2 separate regions of the Mus musculus genome follow, and region 1 is linked to region 2. The links are chromatin loops, found by intact Hi-C in ENCODE. Cell type or tissue: heart. All regions are shown on one strand. Region 1 overlaps Dnah17 (dynein, axonemal, heavy chain 17). Region 2 overlaps Rbfox3 (RNA binding protein, fox-1 homolog (C. elegans) 3).

Region 1 (5,000 bases), 660 kb before region 2:
GTGGTCCATGTGCTGGCGGATGAGGGTGTGTGGGGCCACCGTGCCATACTTGTCCACCTCTGGCATGTTCATGTCATCGATGAAGTAGATCAGCTTCTTAGTGCCTGGGGGGCCGTAGTTCCTCCCTGACTTCTTTTCCAGAGGCTTCTCCAGCACCCCTGAGAAGGACAGAATGTTATCTATTGCTCTGAGCTGGTGCCTGTTAGATAGGGTGGGGACAGACTCCCTCCCATGAGGAGAAGGAAATTGAAGGCCAGGGATCAGAATCGCAGGGTGTGCCTAGAAAAATACCCTTGTGGTACGTGCGTGTGTGTGTGTGTGTGTGTGTGTGTGTGTGTGCGCGCGCGCGCGCAGCAGGGATCCACCACGGTCCACCATCTGCCACTCAATGTAACCTCTGTATTAAAACACCAGTCAGAGGTGGAGGCGGCAGGATCCGAGATCTGTCTCAACCTTGGCTGAACCTCTAATCCGTGACCTGGCTGCCTTTCCGACCCTCAGTGCCCCTCATTGACCACAACTATAGCATCTGCCCAGGACACCGCTGGGGAGCCTCCATGGAAACAAGACTTGTAGTCCATAGTCCCCTGGGCCCACAGAGGGGTGTGGGAGGGGGCGTGGTGTGGGAGGGGCAGGTGGGAGGGTGGGGCCAGGCCCTCTCACCCTGCAGCATGGCTGAGGTCGTGTAGAAGTTGAAAGGCACGGCCTGCACCAGGTAGTCGTCGGTGCTGAGGTTCTCCAGCTTGTCACCCATCAGCACCGACTTGCCAGTGCCCGCGTTGCCCACCAGCATCACGGGCCATGCCTTCTCCATGAGCAGGTCTATGAAGTACCGGATGCGGATGGTTTCTGTGGTGTGGACTAGAGAGGCCTGGGGGCCGTAGCAGGATGGAAGAGGGCATGGGTGTCACACAGCAGAGGTGGTTCCAGCTGGCCTGCAGGTCTAAGTCCCCGGGGTCACTAAAGGGCCCTGCTGTAACTCAGGTAGGAGGGGACACCGAGCTCTCTTCCCGGCCACAGCTCTGGCAAAGGTTACCTGTAGTGGGATGTCGGGATCCAGCTCAAAGTTAGGCACTTTATCTGTCCAAGGCAGGAATTTTTTTGTTTCAGGGTCAATGTAGTAGTCAAAAATGGTCCCCTGCGAGGGTAACTTGATTGTTTTAAATTCATTGATCCACCACTTGCTGAACTCCACTCGATAATCAATGAGCTGTTAAGAGGAGGAGGGAGGAGGGTAGGACCAAAGGCTTGGTGAGGGAGCGGCAGGGTGGCTCAGTCTGGATAGCCAGGTCCCCAGGGTGCCTGTCACCTGATCCTGGAACATGGCGCCCCCAAAGGCCCAGAAGCAGGCGAACACGAAGTAGAGCTCGTACAGCTCCTTGGGGGAGTCGGGCGGGGCGTTTTTCTCCGTGAGCAGGCACTCCAGCAGGTACAGGATGGTCTGGATGACCGTAATCTCGGGCACGGGGGTGATCCTCTTGAAGCCGATGCGCAGCTTGTCCAGGCACGTGGGCAGGTACTTGTCGAAGAGGATGATCAGGTTGGCTTTCTCTGACTGCACCTTGCGCCTCTCAATCCAGCTGCTCACAACCCTGGAGGGAGGGATGGCCGACGGTCAGTCCGCCTTGGGGCTCCCTGCTCGGAAAAACACCCGCCTCACCCACCCCTTCACCCTTCTGCCCACTTCTTGCAGTCCCCTCCTTCTTTCCTTTTCTCCCCTCCCCCAGTATCTCTTGAATCCCAAATTGTTCTCAAACTATGTAGCCAAGGATGACCTTGAACTCCCGGGTCCTCCCACCCTCCATCTTTCTCAAGTGCTGGGACCACAGGTGCACAGTGACCAGGCCCAGATTGTGTGGTGCTCCAGGTTGAACCCAGGGCTTCCTGTGTGCTAAGCAAGTGCTCACCCCGATGAACTACAGCCCCAGTCTCCCGTTGCTACTCAGGAAGCATCTTTTCCCCCAGCTGAAGCTAATACCGAGAGGCTGGGGATGAGGGGAACAGAAGAGCTCGTGAGGTCGCCTGTGGGGAGGAAACAGCTAAGGATGGAGAGAGGAGGGACGCTGGGACCCTCGTGACATCATCTGGACCTCTGCATCCAGCCATGCCTGGCTAGAATCCACATATGTGCATGCATACATACATGCATATGTAGACAGAGATTTTGCTTCAGTGAACTCAAGCTGAACTTGACACCATCACTGGAAGAGTCCAAGTCCATACGCTAGATGGCCCCATGGGAACCACTCCAGATTGCGTGGCACGACTTCATGCCCCAACACCGTTATGAGGGGTAGGGAAGCTGTGGCTGGCTGCCCGGGCTTGCACGGTGGACCACAGCCAGCTGTGGTCGGAAGCAAGTCACTCCGCAGCTCCGGGTTCCAGATTCTCATCTACATCCCGGTGATGTTTACATCAGCTCCACTCCAGGGGACCATGCAGAATGCTTTTTTTAAAGCTCACAGAGGGGAGCCTGGTCCAAGGTGAGTGCCAGAGGTTTGTCTGCTAAAAGCATAAATAGTGCAGGGCTCCCTGGAGGGTCAGCGAGCTGAGGGCGTGCGTCATTTTCAGGATGCCGGAGGCATAAGCAGGAAGCTCATGTTATGAAACATGAGGCAACTGTCCACAGCCAGGACCCACGGGCCTCTCCACGAGCGTAATGGAAGCTCTGTTGCTTCCTGCTCTGCTGCTGGGACATAGGATAGGAGGCTGAAGCCTTGGGCCCCAACACCTGTATCCCAGTGTGGTAGAGAACCCTTTACCACCTATATCTCCGAGCAGGATGCATTTGCAGGTGGCCGTCTGGAGGGTGGGCTGACATGCAGATATGGACTAAGGCTGCTGTTTCCCACTTTGAGCTGAGGGTTCCTGTGCCATATTGTAACATTGCCTTGGTGTCACATTGTAACAAACATTGTTTTGGTGAGGTCATGTACAGGGCATGCTGGCTTTCATCTGAACACAGACTCAGGCAGACATACCTGGAGACACAGGTCAGCCTTCCTGACAGGTCCAGGCACTTCCTGCTTCACTCCCAGAGGCAGCTGGGGCATGTCACTGATGCTCCATCGGAGGTGGGGATGGGACTCTGTGCCTGCCTCTCCTCCATCTGGAGAGGGTGCTTCACCTGCCTCTCCCTCAGCAGAGCTCGTCGCCTTCCCATTCCCCTGGACACCCCAGGAGTGTCCAATCCTTTCCTCTTCCCTTGCCAGTCTCCCCTCTGGCTCCCTCCCTCCTTGCTGTTCCTACAGCTGTTGCCATGATCCCATCTCCTGTATCCTAGCGTGGTCTATGATCTGATGCCTCCCATCTTGTGGTGTGCCCATGACTTGCCTTCCTTCTTCCGTGTCTCATCTTCTACCCAGGCTTCATTTCGGTTCCTGCCCTGCCCCCTGCTCTCCCTGGAAACCCAAGCTGCTGGAGGACAGAAGAGCTGCCTCAATCACGCCCCCCGCCCCCCCCCCCCGCCCCAATGTGGCCTCACATAGGACAGGAGCTCCTGTGGGCATAATCAAGATGCAGATCTCAAGATGTCGCCATCCTGGGTTACAGTGGACCCGGAATCTGACGCCCCTCAGAGGGCTGTGTGGAGACATCCATGGGTGGTCACAGACCACCAATAGCCAATAGAAGTTGGGACCAATTTGCCCTATATCCTTCAAAGGCCCAGTATGCCACCATCCTGACCTCGGGCTCCTGGCTTCGGCCCTCAGAGGATGGACTCCTGTTAGTGGCTGCCTGGCATGCAGCTCTTCCTCCAAATGCTGCCAGGCTAATGTCCCCTCTCAGCAGCTCTCAGACCACCCCCGCTCCACTTCCCACCCAGGGTGTCTGGCTTGGCTCCCTATCTGTCTCTGCAGGGCCATCTTCCTCAGTGCCCTGTGGAGGCCTGGTCTCATCCTGCTGGCTGCCCCCAGCAGACATATCGCCTCCCACTGAAGAAGGGAAAGGGACGAAGTCTGACCTCTCATTTCTTTCTCTCTACCACAGTGGCTCATACACGCACACCTCAGGCCTGCTTTTTGTGCTCAAGACTGTCTCTTAGCTTAGCAAATAAATTTCCCTTCCCTTGCTGAAGCACCCACGGCTCTTCGCCTCCAGGGCCTCCTCTGTGCCTGGTGCCTGGCTTCAGCCCCTTTCTTCCACGGATCTCTCTTGAGTTATTGATGGGCACCTGTCTGCCAGGTCAGGGCCAACTTCCTTCCTCCAGCCTGCTTGTCTCTTAGGTGTGGTCCAGGCAGCTTCCTGCTCCTTCCAGTTTCCCCTCAGAGTGTCTGTGTAGCTCACCACTGCCCCATGTGTCTCTTCTGGAATTGCTTTTGGGGTATATGATTCTCTTTGTTCCCAAAACCGTGTGAGTTTTGTTAGTAAAATTATCTTCTGTCATCACGACCCATATTTTTCCTGGAAAATCAACTTCCCCAACATGGAATGCTTAGGGTCCAACAGACGCAGACAGTGTGCAGAAAGGGTCAATTGGGTAGATGGGGGGAGGGTGAATGGATGGATGAATGGAAGGGTAGATGAGTTGATGACTGGGTGGAAAATGGATGGACAGATAGATAAGTGGGTAGGGAGATGGACTGCTGAGTGTAGGTTGGATGGATAGATGGGTGGGAGGATGGGTGAGTAGGTGGGAGGATAGATAGGTGGGTTGGAGGACAGATGGGAGGATGGATAGATGGGTGGGAGGATGGATGGATGGATGGGTGGATGGGTGGATGGGTGGATGGATGGATGGGTGGATGGATGGATGGGTGGGTGGATGGGTGAGTAGAAGGAGGGTGGGAGGACAGATAGGTGGGTGGGAGGACAGTTGGGAGGATGGGTGGGAGGATGGATGGGTGGGTGGGAGGATAGATAAGTAGATGGGAGAATGGATGGGTGGATGGATGGGAGGATGGATGGGAGGATGGGTGGGGAGAAGGACTGATGAGTAGATGCTCGTCTTCAGCTCAGGTACTCATCCTGAGCCTGCGGTTCCTAGAACACACCATGGA
Region 2 (5,000 bases):
CCCCCCCCCTCATTTCTTCAACGTTGGCTCCACCAGCTACCAGCTGCCCCGTCCAACTCAGGGACCTGCCTCCAGATTCAACTCAAGGGTATCATAGGTACCAGCTCACCTACTCCAGAAGTCACCCTGACCCTCACATTACATGGAGATCAAGAGATTTCTGCTAGAAATAGAGGGGGGCTGTGGTTCCTGCCCCTGCTGCTGCTGTCTTTTGGGAAAAGAACCAACCATACAGACAGACAGACAGACAGATAGACACAAGTGGCTGAGAGGAGCGCGTGAGAGTCTGAAGAGCGTCTGGTTCTCTCCTCTCCTCCCTGCTCCTCCCAGGCAGTGTTAACAATACGATGAGCCTCCGCTCCCCCCGACACCACTCAGCTCCTAGGAGGTACAATGTAGATAAATGTTTTGCAAGAAATTGGAAAAATGAAGTTGGAGATATGATGGTTTGGGGGACCCCAGAGATGAGAAGCCCACACTCACATACACCAAGGCTGGATTTTTTTCTCTAATACAGCCCCCACCCCTCGGTCCTGTAGGCCCCTGGTTCCCATTCTGAACTTGAGGTTTCATTGCTGGCTGCGTATAGATATGGGTCTCCAGCTTACAGCACTGGGCGTGGGGTGGGGGTGGGCGGACTCTACACCCTGGGACTCTGTGGATACACACAGCAGCAGACTCACTCATTAGAGTATTTAAGAGAGGCCCTATTAATAAGTATGTCATCACTCCCTGCTTGCCTCTGAGGGCTCCATCCCAAGGGAGTTGTTGAGACATCCAAGCCACTGGCTTTGGTCCCAGGGTGTCACTCTCTCTGCCTGGGATACATGGTTCACATTTCTGACAGTTCTGTGGTAGGACAATCCCAGGCTGGCCACCAGGCTTGGGAGCCTCCCGCCTGCATCACACAGGTTGGTTGGCTCAGGGGTGGAAGAGAATAACTTCAAAGGAGAGAGAACAGGTGGGGCAGGAGGCCAGCTTTGATCCTGAAGGGCTGGGAACTCATTTCTCCATGTTACTAAGACACAGTCGCACATAGCTGAGGGGAAAGTGGTTGGCGACCATTAAAGCCTGTGGTAGGGGGAGCTGGAGGTAGGGTAGGCTCAGGGAGGGGATGCATTCATCCAGAGAGTGGTGTGGCCCTTGGACTTCCGAGTTCTGTACCCAGAGGCCTCGTCAGTAACATACCGCTTCGTACCTCCGCCTTAGTCTGGTATTCATTCAGGTAAACTACAGCACTGCATGACTGATTTTTTAAATTTTTAATTAAAAAAATTAAATGTATTATTAATTTTTTTGAGACAGGGTCTTACTATGTAGCTCTCTCTCAGAATTCACTCTGAAGCCCAGGCTGGCTCAGACTCAGAGATCTGCCTGTGTCTACCTCCTGAATGGTAGGACTAAAGATGTATGTCTCTACACCAGGGTTCATGTGGGATTCTTAAAACACTCTTGCCTGGGCTGTGTGGTCGGGTGGTCTTGCTGCTACTTTCATTGGCCCGTCCTCTCTACCTGCTGCAGTGCCTGAGGGTAGAGAACTACCAAGGCTTTGCAGGGTACACTTGTCAGTTTGCCCTCTAGGGGCAATCCTTCCAGCATTGCCCCCTTTAACCAGCAGGGGCTAGCTCAGGGTGCACCCAGGCAATGGGGAGCTACAGGGTGTGTGTGTGTGTGTGTGTGTGTGTGTGTGAAGTGTTAGGAACCCCTGGAAAGAGAAGCTTCTCACGGGGAGGCATCTTCTCACTCAGATGCCAGGGTGAGACACCTCTTTTCTAGCATGGAGGGAGATTTTCAGACCTCATAATCTCCAGCCAATTACACTACCTGCTCCCCTCCTCTTCATGCTCCCAGTAGGCTCCTCCACGTCCCTTTGGTGGTCAGTGAAGGATGGGGGGGGCGGTGTGTGTGTGTGTGTGTGTGTGTGTGTGTGTGGCCTGTGACTCTTCTATCAGTTCCCCCCTTCATCTCTCAGACTGGCCCTGGTTGGTTTTCGTGGACGTCAGTCTTCAAATCTCCAGCCTTGATCTTTTACACTGCCTCCAGCCTAACATCCACATTCCCCAGCAGAGCCACTGGGTGGCGCCACAGCGCCCTCCTCTCACCCTCACCTCCTGACCCTGGGTAACAAGCTGTCTGGAAGAAATGCTGGAGGGGAAGAAAGGAAGCAATTTAGACCCAGCACACATGGACTAGGGCTCCGGCTCCTGTGACTGAGGGGGACCTGGAGGTGATTTAACTTTCTTGGGCCTCGGTTTCCTCTTGTTAATTATGATGTCATATATAGCCCCCTTGTATCATGTTAAGGTTCAAGTTTATAACCAGACTGCCAATAAGATAGCCATGCATGGTGCTGCTTTTAATCTGACTCTAACTGACCACACCGTGTGAGCTGACATAGGAATAGACACAAGGCTATACGCATGCCAATATACCGTGCTTGCATGTGAGTTGGAGTTGAGGAACATGGAGACACGTGACGATCATTATGCAAGTATTTGAGGTGCCACACCGTGCTGTGCATCTCAGATTCACGACCTGTAATAGAAGCCTGGCCTGACCAGCTCTGGGCTTTGGATTCCTGGATCCCAAGCTCTTTTGCAGCAGTTTGCAGAGGATGTCTGCTGCCCCCTGGTGGAAGATTCTTTGCATAGCAGTGCTCCCATCAAGGCCGCTGAGGAGCAGGCTTCCCGCTTGCTGCCTCTGATTTTCACCTCAGTCTGCAACAGCAGTTGTTGTGAGTCGTGGCAATCCTTGTCAGGACAGGATGAGAGTTTGGCCGAGATAAATGGGACATGGACACTCCATCACGTCATTTCTCCCACCCCCTTAAGAGCAGCTGTTGGCCAGTCAGTGCTCAGTGGGCAGCGGCTGTCAAAGCTCTGCTTATGGCTTAGCAGCTGAAGAGGTTGCTATTCCCACTCTGCACCCTGATCTTGACCCTGGGCGCGGCATTTAACCCTCAGACCATCACAGGGCTGCGACCACATTGAAGCAATCGCTGTTCTTATTCTTAAACTGAGCCCAGGACCCCACTCCCTGCGGGTACCTGGACCCATGAACCAGCTGGTGTTTTGTGGCTAGCAGCCAGGCTAATCTTCCCATCACTTCTGCTGGGATACAGTCGGACTAACCTTCCCATCCATTTCAGGGCAGGGACTGCCATGTGACTTGCTTTGGCCAATGACGTGGCAGTGGGCGTGTTCTACTTCTAAGGGAAGTTTGCAGAACCAGAAAGCGGGGTGAACACTTTCCTCTGCCTACCAGCTGCCAGGCGTTTGCTTTATGAGCTTGGGCACTGGAGTGTGGTCACAGCGGGCCAGATTGAGGCCAGCAATCCACAGTGCCATGAGCCAGATATGAGCTAAGCTTATGGAACTTATTTGGAGTTGTTAGTGAGCACATCAGGGGACCTGCTGACGGATCCTTTACCCAGCTTCTCCGAGTAAAACCCAGTTCCTTCTCACAAACATAAACTTATTATATAATGTGCACCGCATCTGATGTGAGCAGCAGAAAAAATTAACAAGTCCAAGGTACTTTCCTGTGAACACTTGGAATCTCTAATGAGACGGATTTGGGGTTCGTAGTTACATGGTAACAGTAAAGGAGACTGGGGTCACTCCTCCTGCAATGCCCCCACTCCTACTTCTGTTCAACTTGTTTCTTAGAAGACCAAAGATGAGTCATGTCAAGAAGGGAACTGAGCCAGCAGTGCAGTTGCACGGTACACAACGCCACCTGGTGGTATTAACTGGCACAGACTGGTGCCCAGACAGCTGGCAGGGTCAGAATTGCCTGCACATAGATTATATGCAGACAGATCCTTCTGCTGGCGGCATGAACACCCGAGAAGAGGACAGAAGGCACTGGGTGGAGAGTCAGCAGGTGGGAAGAGGTCAGCATCACTTAGAGCTGTGGGAGCAGCCTACAAAGCCAGCCTTGTTGTCACTGAGACAGGAGGTTGGTGCAGAAGGTATCCTAGAACCAAGCCCGATTCCATCACTGGGACAGTGGGTCCCCAAGGCACAAGTGGCAGACACTATCAGGAAATCAGATCTCTACTCCTCTTCCTCTAGGTGCTAGGCTGAGGAGGAGGAAGCTCTGCCTGTTTCTGTGTACACTCCAGGCCTGAGAGGTGGTATACAGACCTCCCAGTGGAAAGAGTAAATAAAGGAGATGCACAGGACACATGTCTGCAGTACAAGGTAGCCTGCTCCAAGAGGCCTGGTCAGAGCTTTGCCACCTTGCCACGGTCATTCTCCAAGTCACTCAGCATCCATCCAAATGAAACAATCGCCCACGTGGGCTTTCCCTCTCATCTCTGCCACTTCTCCAAAGTGAGCCACACCCCCACTGCTGGGCTGTTAAGAGCACCGTATCACCACCCGCTAAGGCAGTGCAAAGTCAATGAAGACAAATCAGAGAAAAGCAGTGCAAGGACCTGGGAGCTTGACTTGTGTTCAGATGAGAGAGCCCGGGAAGAGCCATGGACCACACAACACTACAAGCAAGTTTGAGGAAGGAGGTGAGATCTTAGCAGATGCTACACAGAGAAGACAAAGCTCAGGAGCTGAGAAGAACTTTCTAGAACACCCTCAAGAATCAACATGAGAAGTGTCATGGCCACAGACATTCACTGGGCTGACTGACAGACCAGGCTGTCACAGCAGACCCACGTCTGAGCCTCACACAGGCTCTGCTGATCCCAACCTCAAGGGTTATCACCAGACGTCCCACGGTCTGAATTCACCTCAAAGGTGACAACCTCTGATCCTGCTCAATGGGTGCATTCCAACATGCCGACCCCTGCAAGCACAATGACATAGCAATGGCAAGTCCCTTGGAAAGTTCCAGAACCACGATCCAGCTAGTGATGGACAGAAACCGGCTCTGAGAAGCCCTGAGAGAAGCTGAGTCCTGAGTGAACACTGCCAGGCGTCCCCTCCCAGAGAGACATTGCTTGGATCTTATTCTTCTTGGAGTGGCTGGATCTGGCTCTG

The links. Peaks named below come from ENCODE experiments on the same cell type or tissue, not always from the same donor. Only the 100,000 strongest peaks of a DNase experiment are listed, where the experiment ranks them.
Region 1: a loop joins it to region 2, with 10 times the contacts of the local background. A loop is called at or near these places in 3 of 42 quality-filtered maps.

The regions. Positions count from the first base shown.
Region 1 is chr11:118,072,853-118,077,852 of GRCm38, forward strand. Dnah17 (dynein, axonemal, heavy chain 17) reads right to left here. Exons shown (of 81, transcript NM_001167746.1): 45 at 1,310-1,592; 46 at 1,037-1,210; 47 at 664-871; 48 at 1-158. Among named protein-coding and RNA genes, the nearest start is that of Dnah17, 54 kb to the right of the region's middle. In heart, no CTCF peak of the experiment used is centred here; a DNase peak (open chromatin) is centred at 2,549; H3K27ac peaks cover 289 bases.
Region 2 is chr11:118,736,442-118,741,441 of GRCm38, forward strand. The region is part of intron 2 of Rbfox3 (RNA binding protein, fox-1 homolog (C. elegans) 3); the gene reads right to left. Among named protein-coding and RNA genes, the nearest start is that of Gm11750, 46 kb to the right of the region's middle. In heart, CTCF peaks have their summits at 1,540, 2,634 (motif pointing left) and 3,743 (motif pointing left); DNase peaks (open chromatin) are centred at 2,700, 3,180 and 3,730; H3K4me3 peaks cover 643 bases; H3K27me3 peaks cover 3,074 bases.